Regions from separate parts of the Mus musculus genome. Here region 2 is linked to region 1. Evidence: chromatin loops called from intact Hi-C (ENCODE). Cell type or tissue: heart. All regions are shown on one strand. Each heading gives the region's core, and the rest is flanking DNA. Links, peaks and the distances in the headings are about the cores only. Region 1 holds the start of Map2k6 (mitogen-activated protein kinase kinase 6). Region 2 holds the start of Abca5 (ATP-binding cassette, sub-family A (ABC1), member 5).

Region 1 (15,619 bases), core at 5,804-8,303:
CTGATTACCAGTTATCGATAAACAAAACCGAACCTTGAAAGAGTTACGGAAGCACAAACATATGTGAAGTTCACCTACCCAGCAAGATCTCTCCAAGGAGATAGTCCACAAAAGGCAAACTGTAATTATAGAGCTTAAAGCTCAGAGCCGAACTCAGTAAGCAACTGGCAGTCAGGACGGGAGCATTTGCAAACTCTCTTTTGGCAGAGAACTGGTAAGAAATCCTACCACCATGATTCATGGGTCACCATTTCTTGGGTGATGAATAATAAGCTCGGATAACTATATCATCAGCCTCCTTCCTCCCCGCCCCCTCCCCGCCCCTCAGGCTGCTCCCCACAAAGTAAACAAAATGGGAAATGTAAAATACACTAACTTCTGAGGGAGCAGGGAGGAGTTTATTATAAACGTGGATGAACGGTGTTGCTGTGTAGCTCAGTGAAAAGAACTTTGGACAAGGAATCCCAAGTCCCCTTTACCCGTGGCTGGAGTATCAGCAGGGACCGAACTGATTCTAAGGCTTTGGCCCGCTTATTTGCAGAGTGCCAAACCTGTGCTGGGGACTCTTTTCCTATCCTTAAGTCTTCTCAGGAAGTCCCAGGATGCATAGGTAGGTAGGCTTCCTGAGAGTTAGCTACTGAATGCATCACACCTGCCTGGCAGGTAACTTGGGAGGTCAACACCATTAACTGTAGGCTTAGTTGTTTTAATGATGTAAATTTCAATCAACGGTTCCTTGGAATTAGCCTTGTAATTAAAACTGAAACAATCCATTATTTTCTATCAAGGCCCACAAAACAACCAGGTGCTACCTAAAAATTACTTATAAGACTAAAGAAAAGCTAGTTTTTCTCAGCGGAGGCAATTAGAACTCCAGACACACCCAGAAATAGATTATTTTTTCAGGCAGGAATTCAAAGTAGACGATTGTAATTTCTTTCTGATTTTCATGTGAGTCTGGACAGCAATCGACAGTGTAAACATACTGAGTTTACATTATAAAATATGTGATATGTACACAAGACATTTTGGTCAAAAATAAAATTAGAACTTATCAAGGAATGAAATTATTTACTTGTATAGAACCGAAGTTTTAATGTATGATTATCCAACTGCTACAGTCTTGGGGTTTTATGGCCTAACTATAAAAATAATTTTATCTTTATGTGAAAATGTTCAAGATATATTTTATGAGGGGGGAAACAAATGAAACAGAAATGTCAAGAAAAATGAACATTTTCAACTTATTACTTCAAAAAATGTAAGTAGGAATCAAATATAAATACCATTTATCAACTGGCCAAAAGTAGTTGGCCAGCACAAAATAGACACCATGGGGTGCATAGGTAAGGTGTGTGTGTGTGTGTGTGTGTGTGTGTGTGTGTGTGTGTGTGTTCTGCTTTTTGTTTTGCTAATTTTTTGTTTGTTTGTTTGTTTTATTGATATTTTTGTAGTTTGCCCATCCTAAGTTTGGTTTGTTTCTGTTTTTGCTTTCAGAGAGAGAAAGAACATGAAGTTGGATGGTAGGGAGGTAGAGAGGAGCTCGGAGGAGTTGCAGTAGGGGAAGAATACCATCAAAAGATATCATATGAGAAGGTTTTTAATGCAAACTTTAAAAAAAGAAAGAATGAATGAACAAATTGAGCTGCTGTGCAATAAGCTAATTCCAAGGAATTCCTTGCAATGCTGTTTCTGCCTACAAATAAAATGGCAGTTGTGTGAAAGCCCGTGGAAGACTGTGTGTGTGGCTGTGTTCTTACAAGTCAAAACACTCACAACTATAACAAAAAGTGAGGTTACTGCGTGTGTACTAGTGTGGGAAGACAGCCAAATGTCACGGGAGAGTTTAAGGAAAATATCCCAAACAGTAAAATAACACATGTAAGACTGTGTGTACAAAGATAGTTATCAAAAGGGAACAGCAACTTATCCCTGAGAAGTTTGAGGTTGTGTGTGTGTGTGTGTGTGTGTGTGTGTGTGTGTGTGCACTCGTGTGCATGCTCACAAGTGCAATTTTTGAGATACTCACTATGCAGCCCTGGCCGGCCTAGAACTCACGATGTTGACCAGGATGTTTTTGAACTCACAGAGATCCACTTGCCTCTGTCTACCTAGTTTCAAGATTTAAAAGGCATGCACCATCAAAGTTAGCTCAAGTTGTGTGCTCTCATCATGAATTTCCTCTTTGGTTTAAAATTTTCAAGTAATATGGACCACTTATATACTAAGGATGGTAAAAGCCTGGTTTTGAAACAGAGAGAAAGTACTGGGGGATAAAGGAGAAGTCGACATTCACAATCTGCAGTTGACTTCCTGGAATTCAGTCTCTTGCTGTCATTTGCCCGGGAATATGTGGCAATAAGTGTGAAAGAGTCTTGAAGAAAACAGGTATTGAAATTCTACTTAAGCAAATGCAATGGAACTGGATACTGCAAACATAGAGGTACATGGATTCAGACACACTTCATAGTACATTGGTGAAATGAAAAGTAGTCTAGTAGGCACTAGTGGGCCACATATCTTACATTTTTCAAACTCATAGGCACAGACCAAAAGCCTAAAGCATCTATGTAACAATGTAATATGCAGGCATTAGTCATTTTTGTTTTCCTTTTCTATTGAATATTCCTATAATAAAGAAGAATAATAAAGAATAATCTCAACCCTTGTGTCCAGAAACTGCATCACCAACACACACACACACACACACACACACACACACACACACACACAATGCTGGGCAGTGGTGGCACACGCCTTTAATCCCAGCACTCGGGAGGCAGAGGCAGGCAGATTTCTGAGTTCAAGGCCAGCCTGGTCTACAGAGTGAGTTCCAGGACAGCCAGGGATACAACAGAGAAACCCTGTCTCGAAAAGCCAAAAAGAAAAAAAAAAAAAGAAAAAGAAAAAGAAGTATTATTTATAAACATTTTAAAGGTTTAAAACTACTCCTTGTAAATTTTTTAGGTTTTAATAGATGAGGGGATGTTGTTAGAAAACAATAATTAATAGTATTAATCTGTGAAAAACTGAGAATCTCAACCCTTGTGTCCAGAAACTGCATCACCAACACACACACACACACACACACACACACACACACACACACCATGCTAGAAAGAAGAGAAAGCAACACCAACACAAAGCAAACAGGAGGCCCAAGGTGCCAATTCTGCCTTGGTGTCCTGAGACCAACAGAGTTATAAAACACACCAGCTCAGATTACAGGCTAAGCATGACAAGTCTGCCTGATACGACCCAACAAAGGCGTGTACACTGAATGAGAAATGTACACATCTGGTGCTCCCGGGGAGAGTGAATTACAGAAGCAGAGATTAACTCAGGAAGGCTGAGATGGTCCCTGCCATTTTCCATGTCCCTTCTGAAGTACAACTTGGAAGCATTTCTTACATGACTTACTTATGACTGCATTCAACTAAAATAAGCTCATATTGTTTCGTGGTTTTTTATTTCAAGGTGAATAGAAAAAGAAGCAAGAAAGACTGGCTGCTAAAGGGGTCAAATTTATATATTTTCAGGTAAACCAGGAGATGCTAGAACACCTTCTATTCCTCAGAAGACCATTTTGGCCGATCACAATAGCTTTCTCTCCGGCTAGTGTAGATGACACACTTTTCCTGTGGCTTGCCTTCCTGTAATATGCAGGAATTCCGGCACTCTCTTGGACCCTTCCTGTTAACTTACATTTCAGATTTCCTCAAAAGGCACACTACTGCTTTAATATTTGAAAAAGAAAAAAAAAAAATGTCAGCTCAACCCCAGACAGCTAACACAAACAAACTGAGAAACATACCACCTAAACTTACAACTGTGGAAAGCAGAATCTCTTTTTAAGAAAATTCTTTCTTGGAATCTCACTGTTGGTAAAAGGCTGAGGAGAAGCAGCCCAGTCGTTCCAGCTCCTGGGCAGTCTGTAATTCTTTGCCTCTGCTATGCCTTAAATTAGAGGTCTGTAAAACTGAATTACAGTGATCTGAAAAGTTCGTAAAGGTTCGTGAATTGAACATGCTGTTAAATTCTTCATACTGTGAGACTGTACCCACCTCTCTCCGTTCCTCCCATTTCATCTGGCTAGAGTATTAGAAAGAAGTCTGGAACTAAGTAGAAAAAAGGGGGGGGGGGTGCTTTTGGCTATTTGAAGTCAGCCTTGCTGAGCCAGGCAAAGTCCACATAAAAAAATCCAGGCCAAGACCCCTGGCCATTTCTAGAATAATTGCCCACATTTTTCCACCAATAACTTTCCATTTGGACAAACAAACCCTCATGTTCATACCAGATATAGTTTGCAAGCAAGGTCTGGTAGAAGAAGTTCATCTACATAAATGGAAACTAACATGAAGGACCACCCATCCTTGATTCATGATCAAGAGTGTATACATACCTCCCTGTTAGCTTCCAAAGGAAAAAGAAAAAGCAAACAAACAAACAAACAAAAAAAACAAACAAAAAAAAACATGACCTTCGGGGAAAGTGATTTATCTTACAAGTAAGACCAGAAACTATGGAGAGAGGAAGTTACTTTAGAGCCCAAGGTCCAAACTGGGTGATGGTAAGGTCAGTTGGATCTCAGTACCTATAGCCTTCCTCCTGCAGCTTCCTTACAACTCACCAAATAAAAGAATCATTATTGCCTCGAAACTGTGGTAGGCCCGTTTCTCTTCAATAGCTGGGTTTTTTTTTTAAATGTTTTTATTATAATTCTGTTTACTTATTCTGTATGTAGGGGGGTGTGCGTGGTGAACTGTGGAGGTCAAAGGACAACTTGTAGGAGTTTCTTTCCGCCATTTGGCTTTGGAGGATGGAATTAAGATAGTCGGCTTGGCAGCAGGCACCTTTACCCATGGGGCCATCTCACTGGCCCAATCTGTGTCACAGAAATGTCCTCACATTCTTACTTTCTCAAACCAGACGCTAATTCTTGGAGAAAAAGACTTCATTTTAAATATTCTCATGTACCCCCAAACTCTATGCACATAACACATACATGCAAATATGCATGTGCATGCACAAATAATTATGCATACATGTATCCAGACATAAGCATGTATTGCATACATACATATATTAAGCTGAATTGAATGCATGAGTGCATGTTTACCAAATACAAAGGAACTAGAAGTTATCTCTTTAGTGTTGCTATAGCATGGACTGACTTTTGTACTCTCTGAATTCTCTGCTCAAGAGTTTGGGTTTTCCCAAGCTAAGGAATATCCACACCTTAAAAAAAAAAAAAAAAAAAGCCAACTTCTAGGTTCATCTGCACATTTCTGAAACAGGTAAAATATTTCCTCCTCCCCTAACATTAAACACAAAACAAATAAAGAACAACCATAAACAATCTTACTTGAAATTCTGAAGAGCAATCCTTTTCTTCCCCGGATCAGATACATCGTGTTCATCCGGTAGAATTAAATGGTATCACACCTCCAAACACAGTGTGGCCAAAGCTTATTGGATACTTTAATGTCCCCAGATCTTGCTCTAGAGGTGGCCCCAGTTAACCTAGCACACCTCTTCATTTTGGGGCTTTTCTCAGATGCCATCAGATTTCTCTATGTTAAGGAAGATTGCTCTCGAAACAAGCCATTAAAGGTCTTCCAGCAGGCACCTAAGCAGCTCTGCAGTTTCTCCATGCAGGACTTTTTTTTTTTTTTTTTTTTTTTTTTAGTTCCCTCTACAGAACATCAGTAAGTTTGCAAAATACAACCTTACAAAACATTTTTTTAATTAAATTTGAAAAAGAAAAAGAAGGCAACCATAGTCCTGAACTTCTGACCAAGTCTATGCAGTTACACACTTAGAAGATTTCACTGTAGTTGCCAATGAGACAGTAAAGTCTCAGGTTTGCTCTAATGCTCACAAACACGCTCACCCCCTGAAATCCTCCCCCACACACAAAAGCATCTTCCAAATGGCCAACACATTGAGGTCTTCCCCTCTGCAAGCAACTGATACAAAGTATAAAACCTCGGAAGAGCAAGACTTTTTTTTTTAAATAATAATAATAATACACTGCTCTCCAGACTTCACCTTTACTTCCCTTAAAAAATCAAAAGTTGCCTAATGTCCACAGCGAAATCAATAAAAATGTAAGCTGAATGCTGCCACCGCAGTGGTTCCTTCCCCCCAAAGAATAGAAGATCACAGAAATTTCCTGCTAGTTTAAAGCGAGGTTTGCCTTTCATCTTCACCTCTGAGACTTTTTGAAAGTTTGGATTCCTGTTGCACACAAAATTACTGTGAATATGCGTGCATACTAAAGAAATGTACTATTATATAAAGCATTGCACATTTGGACGCTACCAACCTGCTATATCTCTCCTGACCGTGCAAAAGGCAGAAAGGCTCGGTAATCCTAGCAGAAGAATGCAAATAATGTCAATGCACAGCTCAACTGCAAGCCCTGCCTTACAGGAACTCTCTGTGTCTGCAAAAAAAGAAAAAAGAAAAGAAAAGAAAGAAAAGAAAAGGAGAAGAAAAGGAAAAGAAAAGGAAAGAAAAGGAAAAGAAAGGAAGAAAGAAAGAAAAAGACACACACTAAACAGGAAATGCAACTGAGCTGTGGCAAACCTCAAACTTAAAAATGCAATCGCCGGGCGAAAATTGCATCCATGCATTCACGAATGCATGCATAAGCCTTTGCATTTTTTGCAACTAATGCAAACAGTCTCTTACCTTTCGACTGAGACATTTTCCCCTTTCCTTTGATGGGGGAGGGGAGCACAAAAGACTTTGCCTTGCTTCTCTTCTGTAGCTAGTTTTGCAACAAAGATGCAAGCTGCAGGCGTGCAATCTTCATGCAAGTGGAGTTTCTCTTGACCGATGCAGCAGATGGACTTTCAGGGAGTCAAGGTGGAATTGCACACCTTGCAAAACAGTCTAGAAAGTGATTTTTCCCCCAGTTGCAACGTTAGGGAAGGCTGTGCTGCAGCTACATGATGGGCCAGGGCTGGCAGCTAAAAGCTCCAAACTTGGAACTGAGTATCTTAGTGCGCAGACGTCCTTCCTGCGAAAGGCGCGAGGCCTGCTGGGTAGTGTAGTTCTCCTGTAGAGTCCACGCGTCTCTGATTTAAGGAAACGTGCTCCTGTAGGTGGCTGAGCTAGATGACTGACTAAGCGCGACAGAGATCTCAGATAAACATCGCACGTACACTCTTTAGTAAGGGAAGGGTGACAAACAGCGCGGTCCATGATAGGAGGCTTTTTCTGTTCTAGAAAAACCCCTGAATCAACAGCTTAGAGAGCACAGGGGTAGCGAAGACGCTTTTGGCACCCCTAGACTAAGGTCTAATTGGGGGTTCAATGTGGCTTTTTTTTTTTTAAACCGGCTCAGTATCTGTGAACTGCTCTGTCTGTAGACCGTTCACCCTGACATCTCATTTCACAACAAACATTTTTCTTGAATGGAGATTTTTGGGGTGATTTGACTCTTCAGACAAGATACAAAGTTTTTTTTTTTTTTTTTTTTTTTTTAATAAGAAGCGATCCAGGTCAGTTCTTTTCAAGAAAGCAGAATTTCAATGCTGGATAGGGATTAAGGAAGAGAGATTTACGAAGTTTCTCATTTCTTACACAGTTAGACAGGAAAATTTGTTTCATATATATCAAAGGCCAATTTTAATCAAAATTAAGGTATTTGATTTTTTTTTTTTCTTGCCTGAGGCAGGCGGGGATGAAGGAAAAAGTCCCTGGCCTTGAGAAGAAAGGGCGGCTGGTGGAGAACAGTAACCTTACGTGAATAAAGTCTACTATCTTGAATGTTTTTCAATACCATCAAGAGATGTTTGTTGGAAGTCCAGAGTTTGCTAGGCATCTTCCCAGGCTTTGGATTTTTCCTTTTTCCTGCAGTGCTTGAGCCTAGAGCTGGACTGTGTCTTGGTGGGGGAAAGCCTCCCGCTTCACTGGGCAGTTGGAGATGCAAACCTTCCCTGAAAGGGGTACAAATCGCAACACCCCCACCCTCACCTCCACCCCTTTCCCACCCACTTCATTTCGAGGCAGAGAGCTCGGGCTTGGCTTCCATTGCGCCTAGTAGAACACCTTCAGGAATGTTCTTTCAGAGCGAATAGGGAGGGAACGGTGGTTTCAGGCATCTGATCTATAGGCAAATCAGTGGGGGAGTAAGGGCCACCTGTCCATTCCTGGGACACTGAGAGTACCAGGTTGCCTTGTATACAAGCGTGGTGGTGGTCAGAATATACTGGGTGTGCGGGATTATTACAGGGCTTTAACAGCTTGGCCTTAACTCAGAAGCTCGAGGGTGGAGATAAATGGTTTTGAAACCGGGGAACTTAATCAAAGCATTGCTTTAAGAATGTAAATTTTCCCTTAGTGATCTAGGTGGGTTGGAACTGGGAGAGGCTAGAGATAGGTCAGGTCAATTGTGGAAAGCCACAAGAGCCACTTTGAGAGAAGATTCATGTGTGAGGGCTGCTAATGAAAATGTCTGGAATTGTATTAAGAATTCTAGGAAGCCAGGACCATCTGAGTAATGCCGGAATCAGAGAGAAAGCTACCATGTGTCCTCTCCTCCCCCCCCCCTCCGCCCCACCCTTGCCCCCTCCCCACCCCTGTCCCTGCAATGCTGGAGATTGAATCTAGGGCCTTAGGCATTCCAGGCTTGCAAGCTACCAATAAGCCACAGCCCTGGTTTGGTTTTTATTTTTTTATTTTTTCCTTTTGAGGCAGGATCTAGCTGAGTTACTCAGGTTGGCCTTTGAACCCAGTCTGTAACACAGACAGAGTCTGAATCTGTAATCCTCCTGCCTCTGCCCAATCCCACCACAAGTTAGCAAATCAGCTCTTAAAATAAAAATGCATTCAATTGGGGGAGGAAGGCATAAGTTACACCCTCTGACCTTTACTGACATTCTTTTGTTGTTGTTGTTGTCGTCGTCGTCGTCGTCGTCGTTGTTGTTGTTGTTGTTGTTTTTAATTCTTGAGATCATGCCTTGGCTGGCTGGCTTACAACTCAGTGTAGAATTTACAGTGATTCTCCTGCCTCTGTGCCCCTGAAGTGCTGGGGGTTATAGGCATTTCCCACAATTCCTGGCTTCCTTTACTGATGTTCAGGAAAATTAATCAAGGCGACTTCACATACAGAGGGGGCAGCATCTGCCTGTGAGAGAAGAGCTTTCTGTTCCATGTGTCCACTTGTAAGGACTTTCTTTTGCCTTCTCTGTCAGGTCTACTCCCTGCTATACCTTCCCACCTTCCTTCTGCATATAAGCAGGCTTAGAGCCTCCTCCTTCGTGGGCCTTTAAAGTCTCACTGAACCACCACATACATGTGTAGTGATCCATTTCAACACACCCCCATCTTCCTTCTGGAACAATGACAGGAACACCAGTTTTCCTACAGGTCCTGAGACAGCTTCATGCAGACTGGCTTAGCCTGAGCAACCACCTAGAGCTGCCTGTCCATTTGTATTGTCAGCAACTGCCGTAGCTAGCTCTTTAATGAGCCTGCTCCTATTTGTAAAGAGAGTTCCATTCTTTTGTTACAGTTATTTAGTGTGCATACAATTATTCAGTGCGCAGACGTGTGCCTGCACACACTCACACACATTTGTATACATGCCTAACATGGAGCATATGTGAAGGTCACGGGAGAGACAACTTAGCAGGAAATCGTTCTCTCCTTCCACCGTTGTGGGTCCTGGGAATCAAACTCCGGTCAGCAGACTTGATGCTAATTGCCTTTACCAGCTGAACCATCTCAGCCACCCTAGAAGACTTCTAATCTCAGCTGGTGTGGCGCATCCCTGCTGCTGCTGCGATTTGGCATGTTCTTTGTCTGAATGAGCGCACAGTCGCTACAGCCCGTAAATGGAGCGCATTCTGCAAATCAATCTGCCACTCACTCTCCACGGAGACAACGTGAGGGGCAACAGGCGCTGAGCATCTGCAGACGCACGCACGTACACAAAGCACCCTTTTACCCTAAGCCAGCCGAACCATAGACTGCGAAATGACAGAGTGGGCCGTTTGTCTTAGAGATCCTGAGTTCTGAGCGGGCTGCTGGAAGGACAGGGAATTCAAGCTCCCTGAAAAGGTTTAGAAAAGAGGTTCTTCCCTTGGTGGGAAAGAAGTCTTTCTCCTCCCTTCCCTCCATGCACGGTCAAGAAATTGTTCCCTTGCTCTGCTGGATTGAGGTAGTGTGCGAAAGCAAGAGAAAAATTCCGGTGATTTCTTCACAGGTTCACCGAAGGTTTATCTTGTTATTTTCCCGACTTCAGATCCTTCTAAAACGCAAATCTGACAAGTTCTACTTATATTCAGAGCCAGTACCCCAACTTCTTGATATAGCGCGCCATTGGCTGTTCCATGCCTGAGCCCTACAGAACTTCCTGGGTCATTTCTCACCCCAGGCTGATACCGTACCCGGGAGAAGGCAGGATTTCTGGCTCTTTTGTATGTACTTGACCCTCTACCCGAAAGACTCTTTCATTAGCTGATGGTTCTGATTTGTCCTTGACTATTCTCACTATGCTCTGCGTATCGAGGCTGTCCCTCCCAGCACCCTCTCTATGAACTGGGTGCACTTTCTAATTCTGTAATACCTCACCTGTGGGTCTTACCCAAGACTCATCTCAGGGCTGACAAGTGTTCCTTTATCTGTGTGTCTCCGCAGGTGGCTCTGATCCTAGAGATCAGAGATTTGTCCAATGCCCCTAATTCTCAGTGCCCAGCACAGCACTTAGCACATCTTGCGCTCCAAGACCTTCTGCAGTCCGACATGAAGTAGAGGGGGTAAGGACCTGTAACCTTGGCGAGCCTGGAATAACTAGATTCCAACAATAGAGCTAACACCTCAGGGGAACCCAGAACACCTGGGAAAACACCCATTCTGTCAGACTGAGAGTGTGACATTCTTGGAAGGAGGCCCTTGGGTTAGGTCATACTGGTTTCTGAAGCTGTTATTATGAAGTTACAGGTTGGTGAGGGAGGAGGTAGCATAAGTGTCAGGAATAATCCGGAGGTCAAGGAAGGTACCTGCTATCACTTAGTGTCAAGAGCTGTTTGTCAGTTTTGCCTCCTGGGGAGGTTTGGCAATGCCTGCCTTATTGTAATATGGAAGATTGGGAGAGGCTGGCATATACTAGACAGGACAAAGGAATGCAATCAGCATGCCACAATACACAGGAAGTCCCACCCTCAGCAAAGAGCTATCTGGTTCAAATGCCTGTGTCGAGTATGGGGAATGTGGTTGCATAGCATGTGATTTCAGTTCTCCCTGTAAGTTAACTAAAACCAATGAGTTTTGGTAAGATGCAGTTATTTGGATGTGAGAGATTTAGATTCTAATCCTGGCCGTAGACATGAGTTGTGTCTGCTGAAGCAGATCCTTTCACCTTTATGTGATTCTTTGGTTCCCACTGTAAATCATGGAGGGTCAGCCTCTGTCACTTTCAGCTTTTCATGGCTCCCAACCCAGCTCACCTGTCTGCTGAAGCCACTAAAGATTTCAGAACAACATTTTTTTTTAATTAGCTAAACGTCTTTCTATTTGGCAACTAGAAGGGTTCCTGATCTCTTGTTTGGCAAGACAGGGAATAGCCATCCTAACGACACATCTTAAGAGACGAGACAAGAAACGCTCCTATGACATTTTGCAAACTGACCTCCCAGGGAGCAGTCCGGATCTGAGCAGTTCCACTTTAGCAGAAGTGTCTGGTAGATATCAGGAGCAAGGGAGAGGACAGTGGTGACATTAAAGCTGTGAGTAGAGAGGGATCAAAGGTGAAGTGTGATAGGGAGAAGCCCGAGGGGAACTCATTTAGATGGTCGCTTGACTGTGGACAGAATTTTTTAAGGCTTTTTACAAATTTTTGTGCATCTGTGTTTGTCTATGTGTGGGTAAGTATCCACCAATATGGGTACCTGTGAAGGCCCGAAGATGGTGTCTGGTCCCCAGAAACTGGAGTTACAAGTGATTGTGAGCCAACTAACGTGGATACCAAGAGCAGAACTTGGGTCTTTTGGAAGAGCAGCCTTCTTAACCATTGAGCTATCTCTCCTTCCCCTTGTAATTTTTATATATATATATATATATATATATATATTTTTTTTTTTTTTTTACTTAAAACATCCTACTGAATGATTAAACTTGGCTCACCTTTGCTGGTAGTGTCCTCCCCATTTTGGCACAGGTGTACCTGCTTAGCCTTATCTCATTCTCGGCAGTCTGATTAATATAATATTTTTTTGTTTTGTTTTGTTTTTTTGTTTTTCAAGACAGGGTTTCTCTGTATAGCCCTGGCTGTCCTGGAACTCACTTTGTGAACTCACTTTGTAGACCAGGCTGGCCTCGAACTCAGAAATCCGCCTGCCTCTGCCTCCCAAGTGCTGGGATTAAAGGCATGCACCACCACTGCCCAGCAAAAATTAATTAATTTATTTATTATATGTAAGAACACTGTAGCTGTCTTCAGACACACAAGAAGAGGGCGCCAAATCTCATTACGGATGGTTGTGAGCCACTATGTGGTTGTGAGATTTGAACTCAGGACCTTCAGAAGAGCAGGTGGTGCTCTTAACTGTCGAGCCATCTCTCCAGCTATAATATTCTTATTAGGACATGAATTTACATATCACTAGCTCTTCAGAGTTCAGTCTATGGCTCTGGCTTATCCTGGTCTCCATTTTGGTGTTCATTTTCCGTGTTCTGCCCTCCATCTGAAGTCATCTCTCCTATAAGGATGTCCTTGATATTTTAAAAGAATCCCCACCATTCAGTTTTAACTCCATTTTAGCTCTTGCAAGGCGTCTATCTGGTGAAAGGAAGGTACCCTTACTAATATCTCACAGTAATCGTACTTGCATACAAATCTTACCTTTTTAAAGATTTACTCTTTGTTTACATATGTCTATGTAGGTGTGTGCGTGCGTGAGCTTATGTGCACCATATGTGCGCAGAGAATCAGGGAAGCCAGGAGAGGGCATTGGAGCCTCTGGAGCTGAAGGTACAAACTATTGTGAGCCACCCATTGTAGGGGCTGGGGAGTAAAGCAATGTCCTCTGCAAGACTACTGAAGTGCTCTTAAACACCGAACCATCTCTGCCAACTCACACTGCTAACCCAGTCCTTTGGGAAGACATCCTCGCTTGACTCTCTTTAACCTTTGACTCTAAGCTCAGCTGCAAATGGTCACATGTCCATTGGGTCCTTCCAGGTTGCCATGGAGACAATATAGACTCAGCTTGTACTTGTTCATCCGATGTGCACATGAGTTTACTAGCTAGATAATAGATCACTATCTATTAGCTTAAATTGGCCATCCTGTTAAAAGCTAAAGTAATGCTTGCATAGGGATTTGTTAGAAGAAAATTAATTATGATATTTAATTTAAATATTTTAAGACTCCAATAATGACTCTAGTTTCAAATTTCTGTGAGTGAGCTTTCCTTCATAACTGGCTGTGCTTGAAAGATGCTGACTCAGTCCTCATCTGACTGCATTCTCAATTGAAGTGTGTGTGCGCGTGTGTGCATGTGTGTGTGTGTGTGTGTGTGTGTGTATGTGTGTGTGTGATATGAATATTGGATGTTCCCTAGCAACTCAGAAGTCATGTAAAGCTCCAATATAATATGATTTTAACCTTTACTCCCAAATCAGAGTCCTGGATAGGAATGTTATCCTGAGCTAGTGAACGAGTAGTTATCGTTTCTAGGAAGGTACAAGTGGAAACTATTCTACTCTGCCATGAAACCTACAAACATTTCAGGGCACCATTTGTGTGGAATGTTAACGTGTCGGGAAATAGAAAATACTCCAAATTAATTAAAAACTAACACAGGCCCCACAGAGATTTCTAATTCTGTTCAAGAGAAGAAATGGGGATAAAAACTTCTGCAGTATGTTTGTTCCATTTCCTCTACTTAACGCCTGCTATATCTCTCTTTTCATATGGAAATACATGCACACACGTGTTGCCTGTGCCCTGGATATCTCTCCATCTCACCCTACCTGCTCTTGGGGGTTGGAGGTGAGTTGGCACAGAGTCAGTGACACAGACTCCGGGAGCAGGTGAGAAACACAGTAGCAAGCTCCCCTGAGCACGGCTGAAAGCTCCTTTAATACCGCCCACCCATGCCCCCATTGGTCCCAAGAAAGCATCTCTTCTAAACCGCAGTTCCTGATTGGCTGGCATTGTTTGTACCAGCAGTCCTTGCTCTCTCAGGCAATCCTTGATTAGGTCCTTCTGCAGGAGATGCTTTTGTAGCTGCATGACCCCCTGGCGTTTACATAGAAACAGGTGTTCCTATGTGTTCCTGCTACACACATGTACATATATATTAGACACATGTATGTCTTAGTTAGGGTTTCCATTGCTGTGAACAGACACCATGACTGAAGCAACTCTTATATAGGACCCATTTAATTGGGGCTGGCTTATAGTTTCAAAAGTTCAATCCATTATTATCATGGTGGGAAGCATGACATGCAGGCAGACGTGGTCCTGGAGGAGCAGAGAGAGAGTTGTACATCTTGATCTGAAGGGAGTCAGAAGACTCTCTTCCATTCTGGGCAGAGCTTAAGCATAGAACCTAAAAGCCCACCCCCACAGTGACACACTTCCTCCAACAAGGTCATACACTGTATATATTAATGTATATATCTGCATAATTTTCTCTCTGATACAGTACTGGTAGATAGCAGGCTCCTTCAAGATAAAACATTCCATCTTGGAAGGAAGCTTGTTAAGATGTAAGATATTCTACAAGTTGAGTGGGGGGAGGGGAGTGAAGGGGAGGATGTGAACCATTCAGTCTTTTAGAGAAGCTTATTAACACTTTAGAATACTAAAGAGAAGTGAAACATCCCAACCTTCAGGGAAGCTCCTTAAGTTTAGGAAGCAAACAACTCAAAAGTTCCAGGAAGTCCCTGAAACTGATCAAACTCACCAGTACCCTCCTTCCCCAGGCAAATATTAGTGTTAAAGAAAGCTGGGAGATTCTCAGAGTGGCCAAGCTGCCTGGGAGACATACTGTCCAACCTGTCAAGCTTCCAAAAGTGTGAAATAAGCTCCAGGTTTCTATTTTCCATGTTGAGGTGGACTTTCAGTGGTTCCACTGTCTTTGAGTCATTTCTACTCTTAAAAACAACACCTCAGCCGGGCGGTGGTGACACACGCCTTTAATCCCAGCACTCGGGAGGCAGAGGCAGGCGGATTTCTGAGTTCGAGGTCAGCCTGGTCTACAAAGTGAGTTCCAGGACAGCCAGGGCTATACAGAGAAACCCTGTCTCAAAAAAAACAAAAAACAAAACAAACAAAAAAAAAACAAAAAACAAAAACAAAAAAACCCTCAGACATACTCCTGTGAATAACTCAAATAAAACTCATTTGGTTTACCAACTTGGACTTTGGTGATATTCTTATTGTAGTTCTGTCCGTGGCTCCCTATGTAAGTGAGCCCAATGTTTGTTTACTTTTCCATAGGAAATAGTATCACACAATAAACAGTTATTAATTTCCTACCAGAATCTAAGCCCTGCTCTAACTTCAGAAAAATGTGAATAACCCCCAGCTTTGTTTTTTAATAAAAAGTAATATCTAAATCTGGGGTTCCCATGACATATACATTTGGTGCTCCTT
Region 2 (15,619 bases), core at 7,912-10,411, 61 kb after region 1:
GTGTTTCATTATTCCACACAGCTTGTTTCTTGAGCTCTCTGAAGCAGATGGTCAGATATGGTAGCTAGTTTACAAATGATGATGATGGGGAGGAGGAGGAGGAGGAGGAGGGGGAGGAGGGAGGGGAGGAAGGAGAGGAGGAGGAAGAAGGGGTGGAGGAGGAGGAGGAAGAAAGGGAGGAGGAGGAGAGGGGAGGAGGAAGAAGGGGAGGAGGAGGAAGGGGAGGAGGGGAGAGGAGGAGGAAGGGGAGGAATAGAGAGGAGGAAGAAGGGGAGGAGGGGGAGGAGGAGGAGGAAGAGGAAGAAAGAGAACAAGGGGAAGGTTAGTGTGAGTGGTCGGTTATAACGAGAGAACATTTATTACAGCGTTTCTGAATCCAGGCTATTTGAGTAGTAGTAGGTTCACTGTCTTTTCTATGGCATCGTGCTTATTAGCTAATGGAAGAAAAGCAAAGAAGTGGCCTTTGATTCTAAAGGATCCCAATGCTGCAGTGCAGACAATGAAAAGCTATCATGACAATCACAGGGACTGAATGAGAGAGGTGGCCGAGTGGTCAGGAAGCTTGATCTTCTTACAGAGGCTCTGACTTTGGTTCCCAGCGCCCATTGGTCAGCTGACAACTCAGTGTGACTCGAGGTCCAGGGATCTAACACACTCTTTTGGCCTCTGTTGGTACACACACACACACACACACACACACACACTCTTAAAAAGTGAATAACTAGGGGTCCATTAGTTTTCTATTGCTATGGTAACAAATTACTATAACCTTGGTGATTGAAAACAGTACCATGCTATTGTTTTACAGCCTTAAATTTTGAAGTCTAACCCATCAGGGGCTCTGGAATAAAATCAGAGGTTAGTTACAGATTCTGTTCTCATCTGGAAGCCCTGCAGGAGAGTCTGACTCCTTGCCGGTTCCAGCTTCTAGGGCCACATGCATCCCATCCTACATCTTCAAAGGCCACAGTGGTGGATTAAGTTCCCATTCTAAACCTCTCTATCCTCCCCTCTCTTTCGATCAGGAGATATGTGTGTGTGTGTGTGTGTGTGTGTGTGTGTGTGTGTGTGTATTAACTTATTTATTTGTATTTATGTACATTAGTGTTTTGCCTGCAGGTATGTCTGTGTGAGGGTGTTGGATCCACTGGAAATGGAGTTAAACAGTTGTGAGCTCCCATATGGTTGCAGGGAATTAAACCTGGATCCTCTGGAAGACCAACCAATGCTCTTCATCATTGAGCCGTCTCTCCAGGCCCCACACTCTCAATCAGGTTAAGTTAGGCAGTTCTCTCTCTCTCTCTCTCTCTCTCTCTCTCTCTCTCTCTATATATATATATATATATGTGTGTGTGTGTGTGTGTGTGTGTGTGTGTGTGTGTGTGTGTGTATTATATATGGGGGTTTGTCTGTACATAAGTATGCTCATCAGAAGAAGACATTAGATCTCACAATTTTACAGTGTGAGCCACCATGTGGGTGCTAGGAATTGAACCCAGGACTTCTGGAAGAACGGCCAGTGCACTTAGCCTCTGAGCCATCTCTCCTGTCTCCCAGTATCCTTTTCTTAAAGTCTTGGTCCTCTGTTTCATTAACTTCCGCACATCCCTCAGCTTCCTCTTCCTTTTAGGGACCCTTTTAATGATACCGAGCCCAGAGTAAAATTCTGTATCTTAAGGACAGATGATTGCTAACCTTAATTCCACCCACAATACCAACTGCACACAAAATGACACCTTGCTTTGTTCCCAGGATTAGGCTATCAATGTTTTTGGTGATTCATTATTCTGCTTCTTATATGTAGGGGTGGGGGTAGTGAATTCTCAGGGAATAGTGGTCCAGGAGGAGATGAAGTAGGACAGAGGAAGATGCGACTTCACGTGGAAGCAGCATAGGCGTAGCTGCAAATACCACCGGATAGTATTGGTTCCCGTTAATTTTGTCAGAGAGCTGTGCCTGGTGGCTTGTGCCCTTTATATTGTTCTGACTTCCCTTCTCTAGTGCTACAACAGTAAACGTTTCACAGATGGACATAAACGAATTGTTAGGAGTCTGAAGAGAGGTTAAGTTACAGTATCGAGTCCTAGTGTCCAGCCGATGCTGCAGCAGGAAACCCTGCTTCACACACCACCACCTCCGCGGCCGCCGCCGCCGGCGGCAAAATGTGAGCATGCGTACATACAGTAAGACACCTGTCTGCTTTGTACATGGTAAACAAAAATCCATACTATCTTGCACCTGTGCAGTTTTATTGTTCAACTTGGACGGAGGCGTTCTCATATGGTTCAGTTATGTTTTGTCTTCTAGCTCAGAGTTCAGCATTCAAAACAATATCATTTACTATTTCTGTCTTTAATCATATTTTCGATGCTACGTAGTTTTTGTTCCATCCTTGGATTTGATCAGAAAGAATTCTGTGTTTTCTGTCTATGACATTTATTTATATATATATATATAAAACTGGGGCTGGTGAGATGGCTCAGAGGGTAAGAGCACCCGACTGCTCTTCCGAAGGTCCAGAGTTCAAATCCCAGCAACCACATGGTGGCTCACAACCATCTGTAACGAGATCTGACGCCCTCTTCTGATGTGTCTGAAGACAGCTACGGTGTACTTACATGTAATAAATAAATCTTTAAAAAAAAAACTATACGAGGAAACTAAGGCACAATTATTCAACTAACTTTGAACCTGTTTAATGATGTTAAACACTTAATTTGGGGTCTTTCTTATAAAAATATCATGACAGATAATAATTAATTTATTAATTTATGTTAACTTACATCCTGTTTATAAGGTTTCATACTAGCTCAAGGTTCTGTAAGCAAGCGTGGCTTATTTTAGTTTGTCTTGTTTCTACTGACCACTAAAGTGTTTAATGATCGATTCTGACGTTATACTGCTCTGATCACAAGTTTTCAGGGTCTACCCTTTTCTGTGATCTGCCGTCTTTCCTGTTTTATAGTCTCTCGGAACTTCCCAGCCCCGGGTCTCTGGTTACCTGTAAACAGCTCTGGGATGGAATTTGTACCTGGAAACATGAACTTATGTGAAACAGATAGGTTTCCTCTTACTGCCTCCCCACCTGTCTCCAGTTTCAGTCATCCTTCCTTGTTTCAACTGTACCAATGTAAAGCCCATCTCCTCTTCCAAAGTGGGAAAGGAAGTTCAAATGAGCCAAGCCTATCCTGACCCTAGACCTTGTTCTTTTAAGTCAGCAGCCACCTCTGTTTATAAATGCCTAGGGAGGCTTCCCTCTTCTCTACTTTATGGTATATTCTCATGAAACCGGTCCTTCCATCTTTTCCTGTTGAAATTACCAGGTAGCTCCAGCTCTTGACAATTTGTTCGACATGATTTGGCAACGAAACGAATATAATCTCCCAGTGGCCGCTGGGTTTCTCGTTGTTTGTTTCTGAGATGGGTTTCCATTAGCTGACATTGTGGATTTCCACCACACAGGGTGAAGAGAACTCCCTCCTCAGCTTTCTGAGGTCTCGGACTATGTAAGTTCCTTTTGTTTCACCAGGAAAAATTAGATTTATTTATTATGTACGATCTCTCTCTACATAAACTCAGTTGGCCTTGAGCTTCAGATCCTTCTGCTTCCGATTCTAGGCTGCTGGGCTTAAGTGTGCCTGCTTTTCAAATACCAGGCATTACCCTGCTTGGTAGCACAAGCCTTTAGTACCAGCTAGCATTTGGGTGCTAGAAGCAGAGTGGTCAGGAGCTAGAAGCAGAGTGGTCAGGAACTGAAGTCCAGATTTGGTTGTGTAGGGTGTCTGAGGCCAGCCTGAGGTGTAGGAGAGTTTGGTGCTAGGAAAAAAAAAATTAAAATCAGGACAAATCAACAAACAACGAAACTCAAGACACATGATATATACTTGTTGGGAGACCCAAGTTTTTAAACATGGATGTGACTTTATAGTTTCACACAGCAATTTCTTTGTCAGCTTTAAAAAATTTCCCTAATTAGAGAAATTAAAAAAAAAGATGAAACATTCATTTTTTCCCCCTTGTGGAACAGGAGCAAGTATGACAACAATCACGTTATTAATAACAAGAATGATATCAAACTGGAACTAACCGTCAGCACTCATCCCTTCAGCTGCCTCCCTAGCAACCAGCCAGGACCGTTAATCTCTTCTCGAGTCATTTAACAATCATTTCAGTCAGTGTTGCTGTGATAGTCAAGGATTCTAGTGTTACAGGTGCTTGGCTCTTTTTCTTTTCTTTTTATTTTTTTTTCCATTTTTTATTAGGTATTTAGCTCATTTACATTTCCAATGCTATACCAAAAGTCCCCCATATCCACCCACCCCCACTCCCCTGCCCACCCACTCCCCCTTTTTGGCCCTGGTGTTCCCCTGTACTGGGGCATATAAAGTTTGCAAGTCCAATGGGCCTCTCTTTCCAGTGATGGCCGACTAGGCCATCTTTTGATATATATGCAGCTAGAGTCAAGAGCTCCGGGGTACTGGTTAGTTCATAATGTTGTTCCACCTATAGGGTTGCAGATCCCTTTAGCTCCTTGGCTACTTTCTCTAGCTCCTCCATTGGGAGCCCTATGATCCCTCCATTAGCTGACTGTGAGCATCCACTTCTGTGTTTGCTAGGCTCCGGCATAGTCTCACAAGAGACAGCTACATCTGGGTCCTTTCAATAAAATCTTGCTAGTGTATGCAATGGTGTCAGCGTTTAGATGCTGATTATGGGGTGGATCCCTGGATATGGCAGTCTCTACATGGTCCATCCTTTCATCTCAGCTCCAAACTTTGTCTCTGTAACTCCTTCCATGGGTGTTTTGTTCCCAAATCTAAGGAGGGGCATAGTGTCCACACTTCAGTCTTCATTCTTCTTGAGTTTCATGTGTTTAGCAAATTATATCTTATATCTTGGGTATCCTAAGTTTGGGGCTAATATCCACTTATCAGTGAGTACATATTGTGTGAGTTTCTTTGTGAATGTGTTACCTCACTCAGGATGATGCCCTCCAGGTCCATCCATTTGGCTAGGAATTTCATAAATTCATTCTTTTTAATAGCTGAGTAGTACTCCATTGTGTAGATGTACCACATTTTCTGTATCCATTCCTCTGTTGAGGGGCATCTAGGTTCTTTCCAGCTTCTGGCTATTATAAATAAGGCTGCTATGAACATAGTGGAGCATGTGTCCTTCTTACCAGTTGGGGCATCTTCTGGATATATGCCCAGGAGAGGTATTGCTGGATCCTCCGGTAGTACTATGTCCAATTTTCTGAGGAACCGCCAGACTGATTTCCAGAGTGGTTGTACAAGCCTGCACTCCCACCAACAATGGAGGAGTGTTCCTCTTTCTCCACATCCACGCCAGCATCTGCTGTCACCTGAATTTTTGATCTTAGCCATTCTGACTGGTGTGAGGTGGAATCTCAGGGTTGTTTTGATTTGCATTTCCCTGATGATTAAGGATGTTGAACATTTTTTCAGGTGTTTCTCTGCCATTCGGTATTCCTCAGGTGAGAATTCTTTGTTCAGTTCTGAGCCCCATTTTTTAATGGGGTTATTTGATTTTCTGAAGTCCACCTTCTTGAGTTCTTTATATATGTTGGATATTAGTCCCCTATCTGATTTAGGATAGGTAAAGATCCTTTCCCAATCTGTTGGTGGTCTTTTTGTCTTATTGACGGTGTCTTTTGCCTTGCAGAAACTTTGGAGTTTCATTAGGTCCCATTTGTCAATTCTCGATCTTACAGCACAAGCCATTGCTGTTCTGTTCAGGAATTTTTCCCCTGTGCCCATATCTTCAAGGCGTTTCCCCACTTTCTCCTCTATAAGTTTCAGTGTCTCTGGTTTTATGTGAAGTTCCTTGATCCACTTAGATTTGACCTTAGTACAAGGAGATAAGTATGGATCGATTCGCATTCTTCTACACGATAACAACCAGTTGTGCCAGCACCAATTGTTGAAAATGCTGTCTTTCTTCCACTGGATGGTTTTAGCTCCCTTGTCGAAGATCAAGTGACCATAGGTGTGTGGGTTCATTTCTGGGTCTTCAATTCTATTCCATTGGTCTACTTGTCTGTCTCTATACCAGTACCATGCAGTTTTTATCACAATTGCTCTGTAGTAAAGCTTTAGGTCTGGCATGGTGATTCCGCCAGAAGTTCTTTTATCCTTGAGAAGACTTTTTGCTATCCTAGGTTTTTTGTTATTCCAGACAAATTTGCAAATTGCTCCTTCCAATTCGTTGAAGAATTGAGTTGGAATTTTGATGGGGATTGCATTGAATCTGTAGATTGCTTTTGGCAAGATAGCCATTTTTACAATGTTGATCCTGCCAATCCACGAGCATGGGAGATCTTTCCATCTTCTGAGATCTTCCTTAATTTTTGGCTCTTTTTCTACATTGATAGCCTAGTCTGATTTTTTTTTTTAGTCATGCATTATGCTAAATCAAGATTATCTATTTGAAAAAAAAATCAAATTACAGCTATTCTAGAAGCCACTTTGACTTTCAGAAATGGCAAATAACAATAATGTTTAGTAAGATTTTAAAATGGTACATATTGTTCCAAACATACTGTTAATAATGTGAAATACTAGCCGGGCAGTGGTGGCACATGCTTTTAATCCCAGCACTTGGGAGGCAGAGGCAGGTGGATTTCTGAGTTCGAGGACAGCCTGGTCTACAGAGTGAGTTCCAGGACAGCCAGGGCTACACAGAGAAACCCTGTCTCGAAAAACCAAAAAAATAAAATAAAATAATAATGTGAACTACTATACTATACTACTATACTACACTACACTACACTATACTATACTATACTATACTATACGTATCAGACACAAAGCTGTTACAGTAATGACTTAGTTATTGTTCTCTTGCTGTGAGGAGACACCTTGGAAAAGGTAACTTGGAAAAGGAAGCATGTAATTGGCGTCTTGCTTGCAGTTTTGGAAGGTTAGCCCTTGAGCATCCTGGTGGATCTATGGCAGCAGGCAGCCAGGCATGGCACTGGAGCAGTCGCTGAGAGCTCTCATCTGATCTTCCAGTTACAGGCAGGGAGAGAGAGAGAGAGAGAGAGAGAGAGAGAGAGAGAGAGAGAGAGAGAGAGAGAGAGAACACTGAGCCTATTGTGGGCTTTTGAAACCTCAAAGCCTGTCCCACTGACAAATGTCCTTCAAGAAGGCCCACCTCCCAATCCTTCCCCAAACGGTTCCTCCAGTTGTGAACCAAACATTCAAATATACAATCCCACGGAGGCCATTTTTCATTTGCTGCCCCACCCCAAATGATTTAGTCATCTTAATTTTAGCAAAATGGTCTAGAAAAATCCATTTAAACAAGTCTTTGATGTCTGGCAAGCAAAAGCACGGCCACACGTAGCCATTGTTCATCAGGTTGTAAGTTAATACTCTATGTGGCAAGATTTGGCCTCTTACTCCATGTTAAATATTGGTGAGAACTGTGGCCCACTGTTAATTTCCCATAGCCACCGAGCTTCTTAAGTCTCAAGCTGCAACTCCTATGATCTAGGAACTCCCACATGGTTCATTTGTCTATAAGGTCTATTAATGAGGTGTGGGGATTTCAGTTGCCACCATGACAACCAAGATGTGCTTATTGCTTGTTTCTATTTCCTAGATACAGAAGGGTGGAAGGAAGCATCATTCTCTCTGGCCGCTGTTTTACTATTAAAACCTGGTAGTTGTGGACATTTAGGCAGACATCGTGTGACCAGCCTGATTACAAGATATAAATAGTCTGATAAATAGTTTGCGTAGAGGCAGTAAAATATGTCACAACCTACACATTAATTTGTAGTAATTTTTTTATTTAAAATATTTTTCTCTGTGTTCTATGTTATTCTTACAAGCCTATAATCTTGTTGTCCATTTTATAAGTCGTATGTGTGTGTGTGTGTTGCTGGGGTTTAAAGCCAGGACCTTGTACAATCTAGGCAAGCAGACTATCACTGAACTACAAGTCCACTCCTATAATAGAATTTTAATATTTTCTGTTTCTATGGGTGCAATTTTGTTAAGTGAGTAGGTATTTTTTGTGAAGATAAAAATATTTACATACCTTTCTTGTAGGTGTTTTCTCTCATCAGTAGTATTATTAGCAGTATTTACCATAGTTTATGATTCGCAAGACCTGAAAATTTAAATTGGTATAAGAAAAAGTTCTTAACTTCAGGCTACATATGATGTAGCTGAAGAGATTAGCATGTAAGACAGTGAAAGGGATACTATGGTGCCAAGTGGGGTGTTTGAGAGGAAAGATATCATTGTGTCAGGCTCTATGATAGTGTACACACACATGCAGGCAAAACGTCCACATCTATAATAAAGCAGAACACATTCTATAGACTTAGTTTTCAATTTGAGAACTACACACACATACACAAAATATGTATGAATGTTCACATTCACAGAGCTGAAGATGTTTTCGAAAGTAACTGTAACACATAGCACTGGGGACTGCACACACCAGACACATTCAGTATCAAGCCAGCAAAAATTCCAGCATGAATAGTGTGTGTGTGTGTGTGTGTGTGTGTGTGTTATGAATTGGCAGTTTGTGGCTTCTGGATAAGAAAGGATCAGTCTTCCTCAGGGATGTGTAATTTTGGTATTGTGAACTTTACTTTGCAATACCTTTGGCCCTTGTTTCGATCACTTTGGGTAACGACATTCCAAACATCAGTTTGCATTTTAAGTAAAAATTAAGCGTGGTATATAGTCTTTGCCAGAAGTCAACACTTGCAGATTTTCGGAGGATGTTTGAAGGAACCGGTAGGATGTTCAAGGTGGTAGTCTGAGGTTGGAGAGGAGAAGGCAGTCTTTACAGAAACGAGGAGGGAGGACGCTGCAGCAAGAGGGAGGAGTGTCAGACTTTTATCAACTCTTTAAATACAAGGGAACAGAGGCAGATGGGAGGGTGGAGAACCAAGGCCGTCCTTCTTGAGGCGACAGAAGTCTCCTCAAACCCATCGAGCCTCGGTGGAGGGTGCGGCGAGCTCCCCAGGAGGTTCTGAGCACCTGAGCTAGAGTCGGCAGGTCCAACCAAGTACTCTGCGACTCGTTCGCCGCGCTCACCTCCGCCGGAGCCCCGCCCCCAGTAGCCCCGCCCCCAAGCGCGCTCCCGTCTCGAGCTCCAGGAGCACGCGCATTACGCACGCCCCGCCCTCAGGTGCATTCAGGGGCGGGCAGGGGGCGTGTCTCCGGCGGCGCGCGCGGCTCTCTCGGCGTAGCGGGGCGGCGGGCACGCGCGCGCTCGGCCTCGCGGACCGCGTCTCCGCGCAGAATTTCCGAGCTCCGTCACTTACCGCGGTCGCGGTCGCCGCAGGTAAGCTCGCGGCTTGGGCCTGACAGCGCTGCGGCTGCGACGCCGGGGTGAGGAGACGCCGAGGCCCGCGGCGCTCGAGGTCGCTCGCCATTCGTGTCTGCGGAGAGAGGTGACGCGGCGGCGGGGACGGGGCATGGACCGTGGAGATGGCCGAGCAGCTAGGGAATGAGGAGAGGGGAGGGTGTGGCGGGCCGCGGGGAGCCGGAGGATGCTGGCGGGTGGCGGGCGCTGACAGGGATCCCTGGGCTAGCGACATCCTCAGAACTTCTAGAGAGGCAGAAGGAAAAGAAAGGACAAACCGAAATTAAATAAAAGCCCAAACCAAACCGAAGTCAGTTTTCCCCCTGAGGGCTCAGGAGCATCGCCCTACTTGGGGCGCAGATCGGGTAGCGGATCATGTGTGACCAGAGGACTCGGGGTGAGAGGAAAAGCCGCAGAGCTCGTGACACGGTTTTGGGGTTGAAAATAATCTGAATTCCCCAAACATAGCTAACGAAGATTCCCAGGCGCGGAAAGGTTTCAGGGAGGAGGAGAAAGCGAGGTCCATGGGGGACAGCGGCCTCTGGGGCAGTCGGAGTTGAGGATTTTCGCCCCAGCTCTCTAAAAGCTTCGCTTTACGTTTTCAAAGAATCAAGTCTGAGGACAAAAATTAAGGACATTCTGGAGCCCCAGATGAGGTTAGATCCTGGCTCAGAGCCAGGGTCAGTATTACTTCATCTTGACAGCTGCTCTGAGGTTGGAGATGGTACTCTGTGTGGGAAATATGGGTCTTAAAGAGGTTAAATAACTTTATTAAGGTCCCAGCTGGGGAAAAAAATGAGGTACTGAGATTCTCCCTCTGAGATTCCAGACTCTCTAATCCTGGTGCTTTCCTCACTCTATTTTATGTTTGCCCAGAGAGCATTTTTATGTCTCGTCAGAGAAGACTCAATAGATAAGAACATTATGAGAACACTTTGTGTGTGTTTATCCTGAAAGCAGATTTAAGAGACAGTGATCTTTGAATGTGGGTCATTTAGGCAGATGTGTCCTTGATAATGCAAAACTTCAAATTCTATTAAACATAGGGAACTCTTAAATTTTGCATAAATTTATTAATATGTTCGTTACATGCCAGGTAATCATTTTGTTCCTAAAGTTCCTAGATGAATATAGTATGTAATGTCTGCCATTGAGTTTAATTGAAAGAGTAATTATATAAAAGCAACTCATACTAATATAAATTGTAGTCCTCATTAGTGTGTAGATTACACTGGAAATAGTTTTAAGTGCAAACTTAAAACTTTTATACAGTGCAAACTTTATACTTTTATAAACATTATATATAAAGAAAACTATTAGCTGACTTGCCATATGGGTACTGTTACATCGTTTTCCTCCAGCAAGGCGTTCTGTCATAAAACTTAGGTCAAACTTTACTGGCATTAGTATCTTGCTTTATGTCACTACTTTTGGTAAATTTTAAAAGATCAGCGAAGAAAGCGTTTATGATGCCTTCTGTTAAATTTAAAGGTTTATTATACCCATTATGAAGCCAGTAAAATAGCTGGATAGGTTTCTCTTTCAGTGCATTGCTAGACAGATTAGCAGCTCTTTTCAAAAAATTAAATCTTAATTTAAAAGTATAGTTAAACTGGATGGCATTTACGTTTCTGTGGTTTAGAGTTCTCGGGGGAATGGCAGCCATGCACGTTGTTTAACATGTAAATTATTGGAGGCCCAGATGTCAGCGAGTGGTTGGAGTGGTGGAGCCGTTTCTTTGGATTGTTTCTGTTTTCTCACTGAAGTAGGAATCCAGATTGCAGTTTGTAGGTGATGGTGGAGATGGAGATGGAGGGGTTTTGAGGATTGAGGCAGTCAGTGGACTTCTAAAGTGTGAAGCATCTCCCTTGGGTGTAGAGGTACAGAGGAGGAGTGGGGTGCCACTTGGGGTGTTCCATATCGCATACAAGGCATTCCACACTCTGTTGTCAGTTTCGTCTGTACATTGCTGCCCAGGGCGTACACCCGTGCTCTGCCACATTCCAGGGTGGCATCTGCCTCCACCGGGTTGTGGATAGCTCTCTTCTTCATTTTACATAGATCTTGTCTTTTGGGAATTCAGCATCTCCATAGTTTTCTCTCTGCTTAGAAATTCTTTCCTAACTCTTTCCCTCAACTGGAATTACACTATTACATTTAATTTGATTTACATTAAGTTAGTGATAGGAGGATCCTTTTTTTTTTTTTTTTTCTGGTTCGCGCAGACATTCTTTAGAACGTGTTAGAAAAGTGACCTAGCGTTTCCACTTGTGTCCCTCTCCTACAACTGATGAAAGGAGTTAGTGAATCTTTTTGGATGAAGAGTAAGGAAGTAAGTCACCTAGGCTTTGAAGACTGAGTAGATTCTGTCTCTGCTTAAATTTGCCCTCATAGCACCAAGTGGTCCCAGACAACACAGGTATGAAGCAGCACGGGTGTGTTCCAACACAACGTCATACGATGTAAGGAGACCCGAGGTTTGAACTTTATATTTTCACCTGTCATAGTTATTGCTATTTGTTTTTTTTCCCCCCAACACTTAAAAACATGTGGATATTTGCTAGGAGGGTGGATATCTGGGAGTTGGCAGCCATCAGGAGCTTCACAGTGAAACCTGGACTCATTCTCCCTCCCCCATCCCACCCCCACACGTTGCTAACTCGCGGAAGATGTAGAGCAAGGCGTGGGCCGGATATGGACACCACTACCTCTTCCATCTTAGCTTTCAGACTCTTAATCTGTAAGGACTCTCAGAAAGAGGCTTGAGAAAGGAAACTGTATTAAGATAATTACCATTGGTGGTGTCAGAGAAACAAACAGAAATAAGGCACTTAGTTTTCATTAAGGATCTTACCGGTTAGGGTCAACATGAAGACATAAAAATGATAATACACTGTGTTCACTAATTACAGTTAGATGTTCTTAGAATAAAGGGGAATAAAGCAGTGGTAATTAGCTTTGCTTGAGTTGGCCAGAAATGACCTCAGTCATCTTTTGGAAACGCAGAACATATTTTCAGTTGAGAGCCTTTGCAAGAATCTCAAACGTGCTAAGAAGATCATTGACCATATCAGATCAGTAAAGAGCTCTGAATGTAAAGATTGCTCAGCTTTTTAAAAAATATAATATGATATTACTTCATACCTCATAGAAGTGAAACATGGATTTCAAAATGGGCTCTACATAATACATTTTAGTTTCCAGGTGAATTTTCCTCTTACAAAATAAAATGGCATTGTTTATTCCAAAATATTTGATACATTGTTGCCAAAAATGCTCTACAGAGGTAGTGGTAATTTAGATAAGGTAGAGATTTTTTTTTAAATGAAGAATCTCTTAAAAGCACATTTTTAAACAAAGGCAATTAATAAAACGATGGGATAATCTTACATTTAAAAAGATACCTTGTAACTTTCAGATTTCTCAGTTAGCAAACATTCGCAGTCCGATGAGATGGCTCAGTAGTACTTGGCGACCAAGCCTACAGCTCTTGAGTTCAGTCCCTTAAGCCCACACGGGGAAGGGGAGAGCCAGCTCCCAGCACGTGGACACACAGACATTCTCACAGAGCAACTAAATATGAGACACACGTAGTAAATAACGTTTTCACATTTCTTCTCATTTTCTGGTATTTGGCTTGTGAAATAATTCAATGCTTTTTTTTCTTTTTTAACTCGATTACTTCTATATTAGGCAAGAAAGGTTACTTTAGTAGGCTTTTAGATTTTCTTTTGACACTTTGTTAGTGTCCTTGTCACCTCTGTCATGCTTTACTAACTTGAATGGATAGAAGCTCAAAAATATTGGAATGTAATATCTTCCACGCTGTTAGACCTGCCCTTCACTAATAAAGCTATGGAGTCACGACCAGTCATCACAGTGATTTCTGTGTGTTCATCTGTAAGGGACTTCGCACTTCGTTGTTTTCTTCTCTTTGTTCTTTCTCGTCATCCTCTTCCGTTCTGGTGGAATCTCATGATTTAGTTTTATTTACTTCTGGTTTACCAGTTTGTCTTTAGTGGCCGGTGACACTGTTTATAGAGGTTCTCTATAGCGCACTGTTTCTGCTAACTTCATTTCCATTAGTTTTTTTTAATTTACCCTATAGTTCTTCCGGTAATGTGATATTGTTTATCATTCATTTATTGGCTCTACTACTTTTGTATGTAGTATTGATCAACATCTATAATTAACCGCTTGCCTTGTTCCAGGATTTCAGTTTTCCATGTACCAATTCATTTAGTCATTTTAGGGACCCCAAGTAGGCACTGTAATTGTTTTACCGATGGCAAATGGAGGCAAAACAGTTGAATAACTTTTCTAACATCTCATAGCTGTGAAATGACAGAGGCAGAATTTGTGCTCGGTGGTTTGATTATAGAGGTCACATTCTTAGGCACTGTACTATACCACTGCTTCACTATACTAGAAACAGCTATATTTGCTGATTTTGTTGCCTCTGTTGTGTTGGTTAAGATGCTTTTTGTTGAAGAAAATAATTATGGGAAGCATTACCCCAAGGAAGAAAAAAAAAACATAATAATTGAGCATAATAAGAACTTCCTATTAGGGGCTGGAGCATTGGCTCAGCTGTTAAGAGCACTGGCTGTTCTTCCAGAGGTCTTGAGTTCAGTTCCTAGCAACCACACAGAGGCTCACAAGCATCTGTGATGGGATCCAGTTCTCTCTTTTGGTGTACATGAAGATAGCATACTCATATACATAAAACAGATCTTAATATATAACACATACACACACATATGTATGTATGTATGAATGAAAGAATTTCCCATTAGGAGAAAACCCAATGGCAGAAAAGTGACATTGTCATAGATGTTGTCTTTAAGGTAAATTTAGTTCCTATCACTTTTCAGCCTCTGGTCTCCTGATTAAAAGTTCCATAGTGCTAGAAGAAAATATAATAAATGCAACTCAAGGGGTAGTTGTAGGGAGGGAATGGAATTAAGGATATATTTGTTGTGGAGATGGATGGGTGGGAAATTTGATTTAGGGTTTTTTTTTTTATTAGTTATTTATTACTATTATTGGCTGACCTGGAACTCACTGTGTAGTTCAGGCTTGTCTCCAACTCAGACAACCGCCCGCCCGCCCGCCTGCCTCTGCTGGGATTAAAGACAGGGTCCACATACTCACTCTGGATTCATTTTTGTTTTAAAAAGTTCTCACCAGCTGTGAAGTGAATAGCTAGGCTGGTGAACTTCAGACAAGAGACTCAAATTTGAATTCGGGCAAAAGTTCAAAGAAGTAATAATATGAATAGATTTATTCTGTGGAGGATTTGCTGTCTAAAACTGAAGTGTTAAACATTCAATTTGAATTAATAATGCAGTGGTATTCAGTAAGTCGTGTTTTGGCAGACAGCATGGGAACGTTCATGCTGAGTTGGTTGATGTTTCTGTTTGTTTTGTAGCAAATTACCTTTGCATAAATGTGTTTGTTCTTTTTATTTTTCTTTGTCTTTTTATTAGTAGTATTTTGGCCCAAAGATGATTATCAGTGTACTCTTGCTTGCTTTTGTTGTGCTGTTTCTAGTTCCTTTCTATACCTTTATAATATGTTATGGTTACATATCAGTGACAAAGTAAAAGTTGTCATTTCATTGTTAATTTTAGAAGTTCTAGTCCAACCACTGTTCTCTGCACATAAAAAGTTAATTTTTAATAGTGAACATTTACTCTGGAGAAGACAAACTGCTTCTAAGAAGTTCTTTGCTTTTTAAGATTGAAGTGGACGTGGTCAGAACCTGGAGCAGATTGTCTTTGTTTGGAGAGGCCTCAGATCAGTGGCCTCCGTTGTGTAGGTTCATGTCAAACAAGGCGTCAACAGTTACTCTGGAAGGTTTAACAAGAAAACCTGGGTTTTTGTTTGTTTTGTTTTGTTTTGTTTTGTTTTTGTTGTTGTTGTTTTTGTTTGCTTTGTTTTATCAATTTTAACAATTTCAAGAAAAAAATATTTAACACACTTCAGTCATGTTCTGCTCATTGTCTTCCCTTAGTTTCTTGCCCTTCCATCAAACCCCTTCCTAATAAGACCTTTCTTATTTTTGTGTTTAAACAAACAAACAAACAAACAAACAAAAACCAGAAACAAAAAACTTTATTTTTGTGGCACACTGCATATAATTCAAGCTGCCTGCCTGAGCATGGGTGAAACGGTGGGGGCTTTTGTACTTTCGTAAGGAAAATGGCCACACCACTGCAGAATGGGATACCCCCTCCCCTGCATGAACTGTTTATGGCTCCTC

What was found. Peaks named below come from ENCODE experiments on the same cell type or tissue, not always from the same donor. Only the 100,000 strongest peaks of a DNase experiment are listed, where the experiment ranks them.
Region 2: a loop joins it to region 1, with 2.3 times the contacts of the local background. A loop is called at or near these places in 1 of 42 quality-filtered maps.

What each region holds. Positions count from the first base shown.
Region 1 is chr11:110,390,503-110,406,121 of GRCm38, reverse strand. Map2k6 (mitogen-activated protein kinase kinase 6) reads right to left here and starts at 7,020. Exons shown (of 12, transcript NM_011943.3): 1 at 6,697-7,020. The coding sequence starts at 6,712. In heart, for the core only: a CTCF peak has its summit at 7,114; a DNase peak (open chromatin) is centred at 7,031; H3K4me3 peaks cover 1,551 bases; H3K27ac peaks cover 1,234 bases.
Region 2 is chr11:110,331,308-110,346,926 of GRCm38, reverse strand. Abca5 (ATP-binding cassette, sub-family A (ABC1), member 5) reads left to right here and starts at 9,211. Exons shown (of 39, transcript NM_147219.2): 1 at 9,211-9,442. It overlaps Gm39445 (a long non-coding RNA gene), which reads right to left and starts at 9,089. Exons shown (of 3, transcript XR_880289.1): 1 at 8,643-9,089; 2 at 8,068-8,139; 3 at 6,922-7,022. In heart, for the core only: no CTCF peak of the experiment used is centred there; a DNase peak (open chromatin) is centred at 9,186; H3K4me3 peaks cover 1,594 bases; H3K27ac peaks cover 1,014 bases.